Linked DNA regions of Homo sapiens: region 1 is linked to region 2. The links are chromatin loops, found by intact Hi-C in ENCODE. Cell type or tissue: endothelial cell of umbilical vein. All regions are shown on one strand. Each heading gives the region's core, and the rest is flanking DNA. Links, peaks and the distances in the headings are about the cores only. Region 1 has its middle 16 kb from the start of SLC16A11. Region 2 holds the start of LOC105371512 (a long non-coding RNA gene).

Evidence for each region. Hi-C counts contacts between places; a loop is a spot of excess contacts. Peaks named below come from ENCODE experiments on the same cell type or tissue, not always from the same donor. Only the 100,000 strongest peaks of a DNase experiment are listed, where the experiment ranks them.
Region 1: it touches region 2 in a loop (4-fold over the local background); 100 of 110 quality-filtered maps call a loop at or near these places.

Annotation. Positions count from the first base shown.
Region 1 is chr17:7,057,306-7,062,678 of GRCh38, reverse strand. No RefSeq gene overlaps it. Among named protein-coding and RNA genes, the nearest start is that of SLC16A11, 16 kb to the right of the region's middle. In endothelial cell of umbilical vein, for the core only: no CTCF peak of the experiment used is centred there; DNase peaks (open chromatin) are centred at 2,058 and 3,678; H3K27ac peaks cover 3,903 bases.
Region 2 is chr17:7,130,792-7,136,164 of GRCh38, reverse strand. LOC105371512 (a long non-coding RNA gene) reads right to left here and starts at 4,918. Exons shown (of 3, transcript XR_934191.3): 1 at 4,837-4,918. RefSeq lists enhancers at 2,430-2,539, 4,670-5,207. In endothelial cell of umbilical vein, for the core only: a CTCF peak has its summit at 2,525 (motif pointing left); DNase peaks (open chromatin) are centred at 3,484 and 4,884; H3K27ac peaks cover 1,368 bases.

The DNA of each region.
Region 1 (5,373 bases), core at 54-5,053, 73 kb after region 2:
GGCGTGCAGTGGCGCGATCTCAGCTCACTGCAACCGCCGCCTCCTGGGTCCAAGTGATTCTCCTGCCTCAGCCTCCGGAGTAGCCGAGATTATAGGCGTCCACCATCACGCCTGGCTAATTTTTGTATTTTTAGTAGAGACGGGGTTTCACCATGTTGGCCAGGCTGGTCTCCAACTCCTGACTGCAAGTGATCCGCCCGCCTCGGCCTCCCAAAGTGCTGGGATTATAGGTGTGAACTACCATGCCTGGCCAAAATAGTGATGTTTAAAAGCTACATTTTCACATATTAAAACAACTACCACCACCCTGAATGTTCCTCTGTCTGGCAAGAACACTTTTTTTTTTTTCCCGTTGAGACAGGCTCTCACTCTGTCACCGAGGCTGGAGTGCAGTGGCACTGTCACAGCTCACTGCGGTCTTCAACTCCTGGGTTCAAGGGATCCTCCTGCCTCAGCCTCCCAAGTAGCAAGGGTCACAAGTGTCTACCAGCATGCCCAGCTAATTAAAAAAATTTTTTGTAGAGATGGGGTCTTGCTATGTTGTCCAGGCAGGTGGCAAGAATGCTTTTTGAAAGAAGACTGTTCTTCAATTTTAGGAAACTTCTCATGCTGGCTCTTGAATTGTGCAAACACACCCTTTGTTATTCAAAGTTATACAAGACCCTCTTCTGAAAAAGGACTTTGGTTAGAAGGAGATAAAACTGCTCTTTGGTGATCATAAAAATTTTCTAGGTTGCTCCTAGAGATAAGGAGTTTTAGGTAAGGAGGGGATGAGACTGTGGAAGACATGTGTGGTGCTTGTTCGGCTGGACTGGTTTGAACTCCTATAATAGTAGAGTTCTATATCAGAAGGACTTTTGGAGCCAGGTGCATGGCTCACGCCTGTAATCCCAGCAATTTGGGAGGCCGAGGCGGGCGGATCACTTGAGGTCAGGAGTTGGAGACCAGCCTGGCCAACACAGTGAAACCCCGTCTCTACTAAAAATACAAAAATTAGCTGAGCGTGGTGGTGGGCACCTGTAATCCCAGCTACTCAGGAGGCTGAGGCAGGAGAATCACTTGAACCTGGAGGTGGAGGTGGCAGTGAGCCGAGATCGCACCACTGCACTCCAGCCTGGGCGACAGAGCGAGACTCTGTCTCAAAAAAAAAAAAAAAAAAAAAAAAAAAAAAAAGGAATTTTGGGTCATAAACTACAGAAAATCTTTGGATTTAGGTAATGCAGAGACTATTCATTATACAAAGGCGTCTCACACAAAAGACAGGTTGAAGTTCTAACCCCCAGTATCTCAGAAGTTGGTCTTACTTGGAAATAGGAAATAGGGTCGTTGCAGACGTAATAAATTAAGATGAGGTCATGTTGGAGTAGGGTATACCCTTAATCCAATATGGCTGGTGTCCTTACAAGAAGAGACACAGACACACAAGGTAAGAAAGCCATTGGCCAGGCATGGTGACTCACACCTGTAATCCCAGCACTTTGGGAGGCCGAGGCAGGTGGATCGCTTAAGGTCAGGAGTTCGAGACCGCCTGGCTAACATGGTGAAACCCCGTCTCTACTAAAATACAAAAATTAGCCAGTCGTAGGTTAGCGGGCTAATTAATTTTTGTACTAAAAATACAAAAATTAGCAGGCACCTGTAATCTCGGCTACTCGGGAGGCTGAGGCAGGAGAATCACTTGAACCCAGGAGGTGGAGTTTGCCAGTGAGCTGAGTTCATGCCATTGCACTCCAGCCTGTATGACAGAGCGAGACTCCTTCTCAAAAAAAAAAAAAAAAAAAAAAGGCTGTAAAAGAGGAGCTGTGCTTGTTACCTTCCTGTCGTGGGTGTTTCCTTGTGAGGGCAGGAGATTTGGAACAGTGGCAGCTGTCTCATGACTCTGAAGGGAAAGCTGAGTCAAGTCTGTTTAGCGGCTGTAACAAGGTGAATGCGGTGTGACCCTTGGCGGAAGGCAGAAAGCTGGGAGTTTAGCTGTCCACATAGTGGGTCCACCACTGGCTTAATGCCAGGCACTGAGTAAAGTGACCTGCACATCCTGCCTCTCATCTGGAATGAGAAGATACACTTATCTTACAGTTAACCTACTTCCAGGTTTGGGAAAAAAAGAATGGCAAGGGTTAACACAATCTGAAGCAAATATATGAATCATGCTAGAAAGGTAGACAAATGCTTCTAGTAGTGCCCCTGGGATTCTTAGGCTTTGAAATGTCAGAATGAGTCATAACTGGTCATGTTTTATAAGTGAAAAAGCAATCTCATTGTGTATTATTCGTGTGGTACATGATTACTTCATGGGGGTCTACAGGAACAGTCTATTGCCATTTGATAGAATGGTTTCAGAATGAGAAAAGAAACCCATTAAATAAATCAGAATGAGCAGTTGGCACCGCTTCTATCAGTTTTCCACAGGTTGATTTGCACCATCTAAGAATGACAGAGCAAGATATTTATACCTTCTATACACTCAGGCATAGCTACTACCACCTAAAATCAGCCCATTCAGAAGTTAACACACATGGCCGGGCACGGTGGCTCACGTCTGTAATCCCAGCACTTTGAGAGGCTGAGGCGGGTGCATCACCTGAGGTCAAGAGTTCGAGACCAGCCTGGCCAACATGGTGGAACTCCGTCTCTACTTATAAGTATAAAAAAAAATTAGCCTGGCGTGGTGGCAGGCACCTGTAATCCCAACTACTCTGGAGGCTAAGGCAGGAGAATCGATTGAATGTGGGAGGCAGAGGTTGCAGTGAGCCAAGATTGTGCCACTGCATTCCAGCCTGGGTGATAAGAGCAAAACTCCATCTCAAAAATAAAATAAAATAAAATAAAGAAGTTAACACATAAACTCTACAGTGTTTTTTTTTTGTTTTTTTTTTTTTTTTTGGAGACGGCATCTTGCTCTGTCCCCCAGGCTGGAGTGCAGTGGCACGGTCTCGGCTCACTGCAAGCTCTGCCTCCCAGGTTCAGGCCATTCTCCTGCCTCAGCCTCCCGAGTAGCTGGGACTACAGGTGCCCGCCACCATGGCTGGCTACTTTTTGTATTTTTAGTAGAGACGGAGTTTCACCGTGTTAGCCAGGATGGTCTTGATCTCCTGACCTCATGATCTGCCCACCTTGGCCTCCCAAAGTGCTGGGATTACAGGCGTGAGCCACCATGCCTGGCCAGCTCTCCAGTTTTATACCTTGACCATGATGAACTGAGACTAGGAATGGAGTAATTCTGTTCCAGAAGCTCACAAGGAACAGAATGAGATGAGACTGCCTTGGACGTCTGTAGAAAAACTGTTTAGATGGCAGTTGCAAAAAAACTGAAAGGAATTGTTCCCATACATCAGCAAAACTGTTGAGCTACATTTGGGTTCTGTCCCTCTATCAGAGGGACATGAGTGAATAGGAAGTGACCTCATTTGCCATTATGCTCCCCTGCCCTCTGACCACTCACATTAATCCAGAAATCTTTACCAGTTCACAACATCCAATCAGAGCAAATACTGAGGTAGAGGCAGGTCTCTACTTCTCGACGTAAGGAACTGGAATCACCCCTCTCTTGCCTTTGCTGTCCTCTGTGTTCCACGACTGCTCTTCAGGCTTTTATAAATTCTCAGGGTATCCTCCTTCTTAAGCGGAAAATCTTCTCCGTCACTTTCATTAAAGGCAAAGAGGGATTGAGTCATACGTACTCTGCCTCCTCCTGCCTGAGAATCAGCCTGGTTTCCTTCCTGAACCTAGAAGCTGGTTCTATCAACATTGTGGAATCCACATTGTGCAGGAAGACCAGTTAGAATTGAGCTGTAGTCATCTAGGCTGGGGAAGAGAGATACACATTCATTCATTGCTGCTACATTGATGCCTATGGACCATTGATGCCCATGCCAGATATGACAGAATGCCAGGTTCTTCACACACAGTGTAGGTGTTTCTTCTTGCCCCTTGGGCAGTGTATGTTTAGTGGGGGAGGGAGGAATTGCTGGTAAAAATCAGAACAAATCACATTACTAGTAATAAACAAAAAAACCTCACCAGATTCCCAAGAATAGTCCCCTTCAGGCACCAACAGGGAGTTCTAGATGGTTTAGTCAACACTCTTGGGCCGGGCGCGGTGGCTCACGCCTGTAATCCCAGCACTTTGGGAGGCCGAGGAGGGTGGATCACCTGAGGTCAGGAGTTCGCAACAAGCCTGGCCATTGTGAAACCCTATCTCTACTAAAAATACAAAAAATGAGTTGGGCGTGGTGGCGGGTGCCTGTAATCCCAGCTACTCGGGAGGCTGAGGCAGGAGGATTGGTTGAACTCGGGAGGCGGAGGTTGCAGTGAGCAGAGATCGCACCATTGCACTCCAGCCTCAGCAACAAGAGCGAGACTCTGTCTAAAACAAACCAAAACAAAACAAACCACTCTTGGTTTTCTATGCAACATTGACTATAGCTTTGTCCTCTCTTAACTGACCCCAACTGGTGTTTAGGAATTTATGTTATTCTACAACAGCAATGTAGGTACAGTATAACCTTCAGGTGAGGGTGGCTCCAGCCTAGTCCTAGAGGCAGGACCTGATGAAAGTAAGTCAATCATGGTGGAACCTTCCCCCTTGTCAGTGGCTGGTTTAATCATAGACATACGGCATAATTCTGTCAATGGCCGAGGGGCTGTCTGCTGGGGGCTGTAGGATAAAAGATCCTTGGTGCTAAGGGGCACACACTGGAAGAGACGTGCTCATTTTCCTCTGCACTTGGTTATGCCTAGATGCCATATCTGAAACTGCAGTAACCACGTTGCAACCTTACGAGGAAAAAGCTAAAACACTGAGGGGATAGACTGAAAATGTGGGAAGAACCTTAGTCTTTGATGATGTTATTGAGACACTGATAAGCTAATTTTGGAGCATTCCTAGCTCTAGTTTTATTGATATGTGGGATGCCAAAGACTGAATGTGTCTGTGTTTCCCTGTCCCCCAAATGTATATGTTAACTCCTAAAGCCTAATGTGATGGTATTTGGAGGTGGAGCCTTTGGGAGGCGACGAGGTCATGAGAATGGGGGACTCATGAATGGGATTATGACCTTATAAAAGACGCTCCACCAGGCATAGCGGCTCACACCTGTAATCCCAGCACCTTGGGAGGCCGAGGTGAGAGGATTGCTTGAGGCCAGAAGTTTGACACCAGCCTGGGGAAAAAAGTGAGACCCCCATCTGTATAAAAAAATGTAAAAGTGGCCGGGTGTAGTGGCTCACGAGGTCAGGAGTTTGCCAGCACTTTGGGAGACCGAGGCTGGTGGATCACAAGGTCAGGAGTTTGAGACCAGCCTGGCCAAGATGATGAAACCCCGTCTGTATGAAAAACACAAAAATTAGCTGGGCGGTAGTGGCGGGCACCTG
Region 2 (5,373 bases), core at 310-5,309:
TTTTTTTGGAGAGAGAATCTCGCTTTGTCGCCAGGCTGGAGTGCAGTGGTGTGATCTCGGCTCACTGCAACCTCCGCTTCCTGGGTTCAAGCGATTCTCCTGCCTCAGCCTCCTGAGTAGCTGGGACTACAGGCGCCCGCCACCACGCCCAGCTAATTTTTGTATTTTTAGTAGAGACGTGGTTTCACCATGTTGGCCAGGAAGGATGGTCTGGATTTCTTGATCTCGTGATCCGCCCTCCTCGGCCTCCCAAAGTGCTGGGATTACCGGCGTGAGCCACCGCGCCCGGCCAGAACTCTTTTCATCTTGTGAAACTGAGACTCTAAATCCATGGAACAGCAACTCCCCATTCCCCGCCCACCAACCCCTCCCCCTGGCGACCACACCATTCTACTTTTTGTCTCTATGAATCTGACTACCTTAGGTAGTGGGATTATGCAATATTTGTCCCTGTGTGACTGGGTTATTTCACTCAGCATAATGTCTTCAAGGTTTATCCATGGTGTAGCATGTGTCAGAATTTCTTTATTTTTAGTTTTTGAGATGAGCCTGGCTCTGTCGCCCAGGCTGGAATGCAGTGCCTCAATCATGGCTCACTGCAGCCTTGAACTCCTGGGCTCAAAAGATCCGCGTCTCGCTCTTGTTGCCCTGGCTGGAGCGCAATGGCGCAATCTCGGCTCACTGCAACCTCCACCTCCCGGGTTCAAGCGATTCTCCTGCCTCAGCCTTCTGAGTAGCTGGAATTACAGGCGCCCGCCACCGTGCCCGGCTAATTTTTTTTTTTTGTATTTTTAGTGGAGATGGGGTTTCGCCATGTTGGCCAGGCTGATCTCGAACTCTTGACCTCAGGCGATCCACCCACCTCAACCTCCCAAAGTGCTGGGATTACAGGCGTGAGCCACGGCACCCGGCCCAGCTTTATTTATTTTTATAAATTTATGGGAAACAAGTGTAATTTTGTGACATGCATAGATTGTGGAGTGGTGAACTCAGGGCTTTTAGAATCTCCATCACCCAAACAAATGTACCTTGTACCCATTCGGTAACTCCTCATCATCCAGGAATATTTAATTTGAAATTAATTTTATATGAAAACAAACAAACATATTAGATCCTATATACTTGTGGCAAGTGGCTCTCCTGGAGTTTGCTGTCTTTTGACAGGCAGGTGTGTAGGTGGAAACTCTGGAGGGTGAGGTTCTGGACTGAGGCTCTTCCAGGGGTGGCTGAGGCACCATTTCTCCAGAAAACCCTCCCTGGACACCTTATTTCTGGGGTCCCACTCACTCCATGCTTGTGAACCTGTATATTTTCCTCTTATTTATTTATTTATGTTTTGAGATGGAGTTTCGCTCTTGTTGCCCAGGCTGGAGTGCAATGGTGTCATCTCGGCTCACCGCTAACTCAGCCTCCCGGGTTCAAGCCATTCTCCTGCCTCAGTCTCCAGAGTAGCTGGGACTACAGGTGTGCGCCACCATGCCCGATTAACTTTTTTGTATTTTTAGTAGAGACGGGGTTTCACCATGTTGGCCACGCTGGTCTCGATCTCCTGACCTCGCCATCTGCCCGCCTCAGCCTCCCAAGGTGCTGGGATTACAAGCATGAGCCACCGTGCCCAGCCTTATTTTCCTCCTAACTGTGCTGTTCCTGAAGGCAGGGTCCCTTCATTTCTGTGCTTCTGGCACAGGGAAGAGCTGCCACGCTATGGGCATATGGTGCCCCCCCACCCCCACCCCCCAGGACCCTCTGGTTGTGCTTGGCTTCAAAGAACCTTGTGATCTTGTCGAGAAGACAGAAAACCATTTGGTTCTGATACAGGAGTCGGGCAGGGAAGTGCTGGGGAGAGAAGGGCGGGTCTCTGGCTAGGGCTTCACCCCCGGGCCTGTGCCCACGGACCTCGGCAAGGACAGGCATTTCTGTTTTCATGCCCAAATGTTGCATTTCCCAAGACCATCCTGGCCTGCCACACCCGTATCCTGTGCCTATAAAAGCCCTGAGACCCTAGCGGGCAGACACAGAAGTGGCTGGACGTCGAGGGGAACGCACGGGCATAGGAGTACACTGACAGGTGGATGCCGGCAGGTCACTGACCAGCAGAACGATTTGCGGAGTATGGCCGAGGTGGTTGGAGGAGGCCCGGGCACTGGGTGGCCCGACTCCGGGCCGGGGGAAACCGCCTTCCCACTCCATCCCCCTTCTGGCCACCCCATCCACCTCGCTGAGAACTACCACTCCATAAAAAACCTTACACTCATTCTCCAAGCCCACATGTGATCCCATTCTTCCAGTACACCAAGGCAGGAACCCCAGGACACAGAAAGCCCTCTGTGCTTGTGATGAGGCAGAAGGTCTAATAGAGCTGATGAACACAAGCCGCCTACAGACGGCAAAACTGAAAGAGCCCCCGTCACACACGCCCACTGGGGCTTCAGGAGCTGTAAGCATTCACCCCCAGATGCTGCCGTGGGGTTGGAGCCCCACAAGCTGCCCGTCAGCAGGCTCCCCCTAGAGGTTTGAGCAGTGGGATTCTGAAAAAACGAGCTATTCCCGCTGTCACACGCCCTGCGACGGGGACAAGGGAACCTTTCCTGTTTCCGTTCCTGTTTCCAGTCCCCAGTGCCCTTGTGGTATTTCAAAAGCATGCATGTCGGCCGCGCACGGTGGCTCACGCCTGTAATCCTAGCACTTTGGGAGGCCAAGGCGGGCGGATTGCCTGAGCTCAGGAGTTGGAGACCAGCCTGGGCAACACGGTGAAACATCGTCTCTACTAAAATACAAAAAAAAAAAAAAAAAAAAAAAAAAAATTAGCCAGGCGTGGCGGCGAGCGCCTGTAGTCCCAGCGACTCGGGAGGCTGAGACAGGAGAATCGCTTGAACCTGGGAGGTGGAGGTTGCAGTGAGCCGAGATCGCGCCACTGCACTCCAGCCTGGCAACAGAGCCAGACTCCGTCTCCAAAAATAAAAATAAAAATAAAAATAATAAATAAATAAATAAATAAAATAGAAAGCATGCATGTCCTTTCAATGTAGAGTATCCACACCACAAAAAATCCTGGGTTACATGGATTTTATAAACCAGGCAGGGGGAACGAGGCCTCTAGCAACAAGACCACAACAAACATTGCAGATGCAGATAAATGCAGAACACGGTAGATTAGGGAGGCGTGATCCACTCCAGGGGCTTTCCGGGACTGATAGAACACTGCTTTACAAAACAAAGAGAAGCAGAGTTTAGAAACCTGCAGGGTGTCACTGCTCGCAGGAAACACCAGTCCTTATGAGCTGTTGCAAAAGCTGGGGACTTTCTGGTGTTTGAGCTGCTGATTTCATGGTTTTAAATGGGGCTTCTTGTACCTCACCCTGCCTTTCCAGTGCACCCAGTGGAGACGGAGGGACAGTGGCCCTGGGGGCCAATGACTTGAGAAGGAGACACAGATCTGAGGCCAGCATAGCCAGGGGTCAGGGGTCAGGGACCAGCTGGGCAGGAGCAGGGATGTGTCTTCAGGACAATGGGGCTCATGGGATTGGGGTCAATGTGTGTGAGTGTGTGTTCCTGCCTGGATTGTTTATTCAGCTTCTGCCCTGGCATCTCACCTTAGGGTCTAACAGGGACCTCAAACACAAACACCGTCTATCCCAAATTGAGCTCTTTTTAGTTCCTCTTTTTCTTTTCTTTTCTTTCTTTCTTTCTTTCTTTTTTTTTTTTTTTTTTGAGATGGAGTTTTGCTCTTGTTGCCCAGGCTAGAGTGCAATAACGTGATCTCAGCTCACTGCAACCTCCGCCTCCTGGGTTCAAGGGATTCTCCTGCCTCAGCCTCCCGAGTAACTGGGATTACGGGCACGTGCCACCACGCCCGGCTAATTTTATATTTTTAGTAGAGATGGAGTTTCACCATGTTGGCCAGGCTGGTCTCGAACTCCTGACCTCAAGTGATCTGCCTCCCTGGGCCTCCCAAAGTGCCGGGATTACAGGCATGACCCACCGCGCCCGGCCCTTTCAGTTCCTCTTTCTACATTGCGCGTTTAACCCATTCCTGCCCCCTCTTCCCGCTCAGTTAACCCTGCTGTCACTTTCTCAGCAGCATACAAAGCTTCTTCAGGAAGCCTTCCTTTCCTCGCCCACAGGCCCTCCCCAGCCAGTGCTGAGTTGATGGTTCTTCCTCCAAGATTCACTATCTACCCTTTTGTTTTTTGAGACGGAGACTTCGCTCTTGGCGCCCAGGCTGGAGTGCAGTGGTACAATCTTGGCTCACTGCAACCTCCGCCTCCCGGGTTCAAGCGATTCTCCTGCCTCAGCCTCCTGTGTAGCTGTGATTACAGGCGCCTGCCACCATGCCCAGCTAATTTTTTTTTTTTTTTGTATTTTTAGTAGAGATGGGGTTTCTCCATGTTGGCCAGGCTGGTCTTGAACTCCTGACCTCAGAGGATCCACCCACCTCAGCCTCCCAAAGTGCTGGGGTTACAGGCGTGAGCCACCGCACCCTGACATGATCTGCTTTTAATCTGACATCTTCTCACTGTTGTCACAGCCACCTCCAGTCCCAAACACCATCGTCATCTCTCTTTTGGGACTTTGGCAACAACATCCCCTGCCAACTCTCACCCCTAAAGGTTCATCCTCATACAGCAGCCTGAAGGTGACTTTAAAAAATGTAATCAGGCTATGTGTCGCCTTGTTTAACTCATCAATAATTCCCTATTTCACAGAGAAGAAAACTCTTCCGGCCTTCCATGCCCTGGAGGTCCCCGTGATCCAGCCCCTGCCTCCCTCTCTGGCCCCATCCTCTGCCTCCTCTGCTTTCACTCACTGGCCTGCTCCCTCTTCCCCAGCACATACCTGCTGTGTAATATGTGAGTGAATGAGCCAGAGACAGGCAGAGAGAGAGCCTGTGGAGGAGGGAACAGCCGAAGTACGGAATGAGGCAGATAAACACAGGAAGACAGAGACCAGGGGAAGTGGAAACAGATGGCAGAGAGGCCAGGGAATTCTCTCGTGATTTGGGGAACCCCACTTTCTCCAGGGTCCCACCCCTTGTCTTTGTTAGAATTGGGCCTGGGACAGGCTGCTAGTGGGGTTGGGGCTGATGGAGGTGTGGGAGCCGGGAGCTGGGTTCAGGACTGAGTTCTGGACCAGGCTGGAGATGGGCCGGGGTAGGAACTGGGAATTCGTCCCTTCCCAGGAGTTGGCTCTCCTGGGCTCCGCATTTTTGTGATTGGGGGTGGGGAGGGGGGCTGTCTAGGAGGGTTGGTGTTTCCCCTTTCTCTCACATCTTTTTTGCTTCCTGCTTTTGAAGTTCCCCAAATTGTTGGTGTCTCCAAATTCCCAACCAGGAACTGATGCTTCTGCTCCCATCCGCCAGCCCGAGCTGCAGGA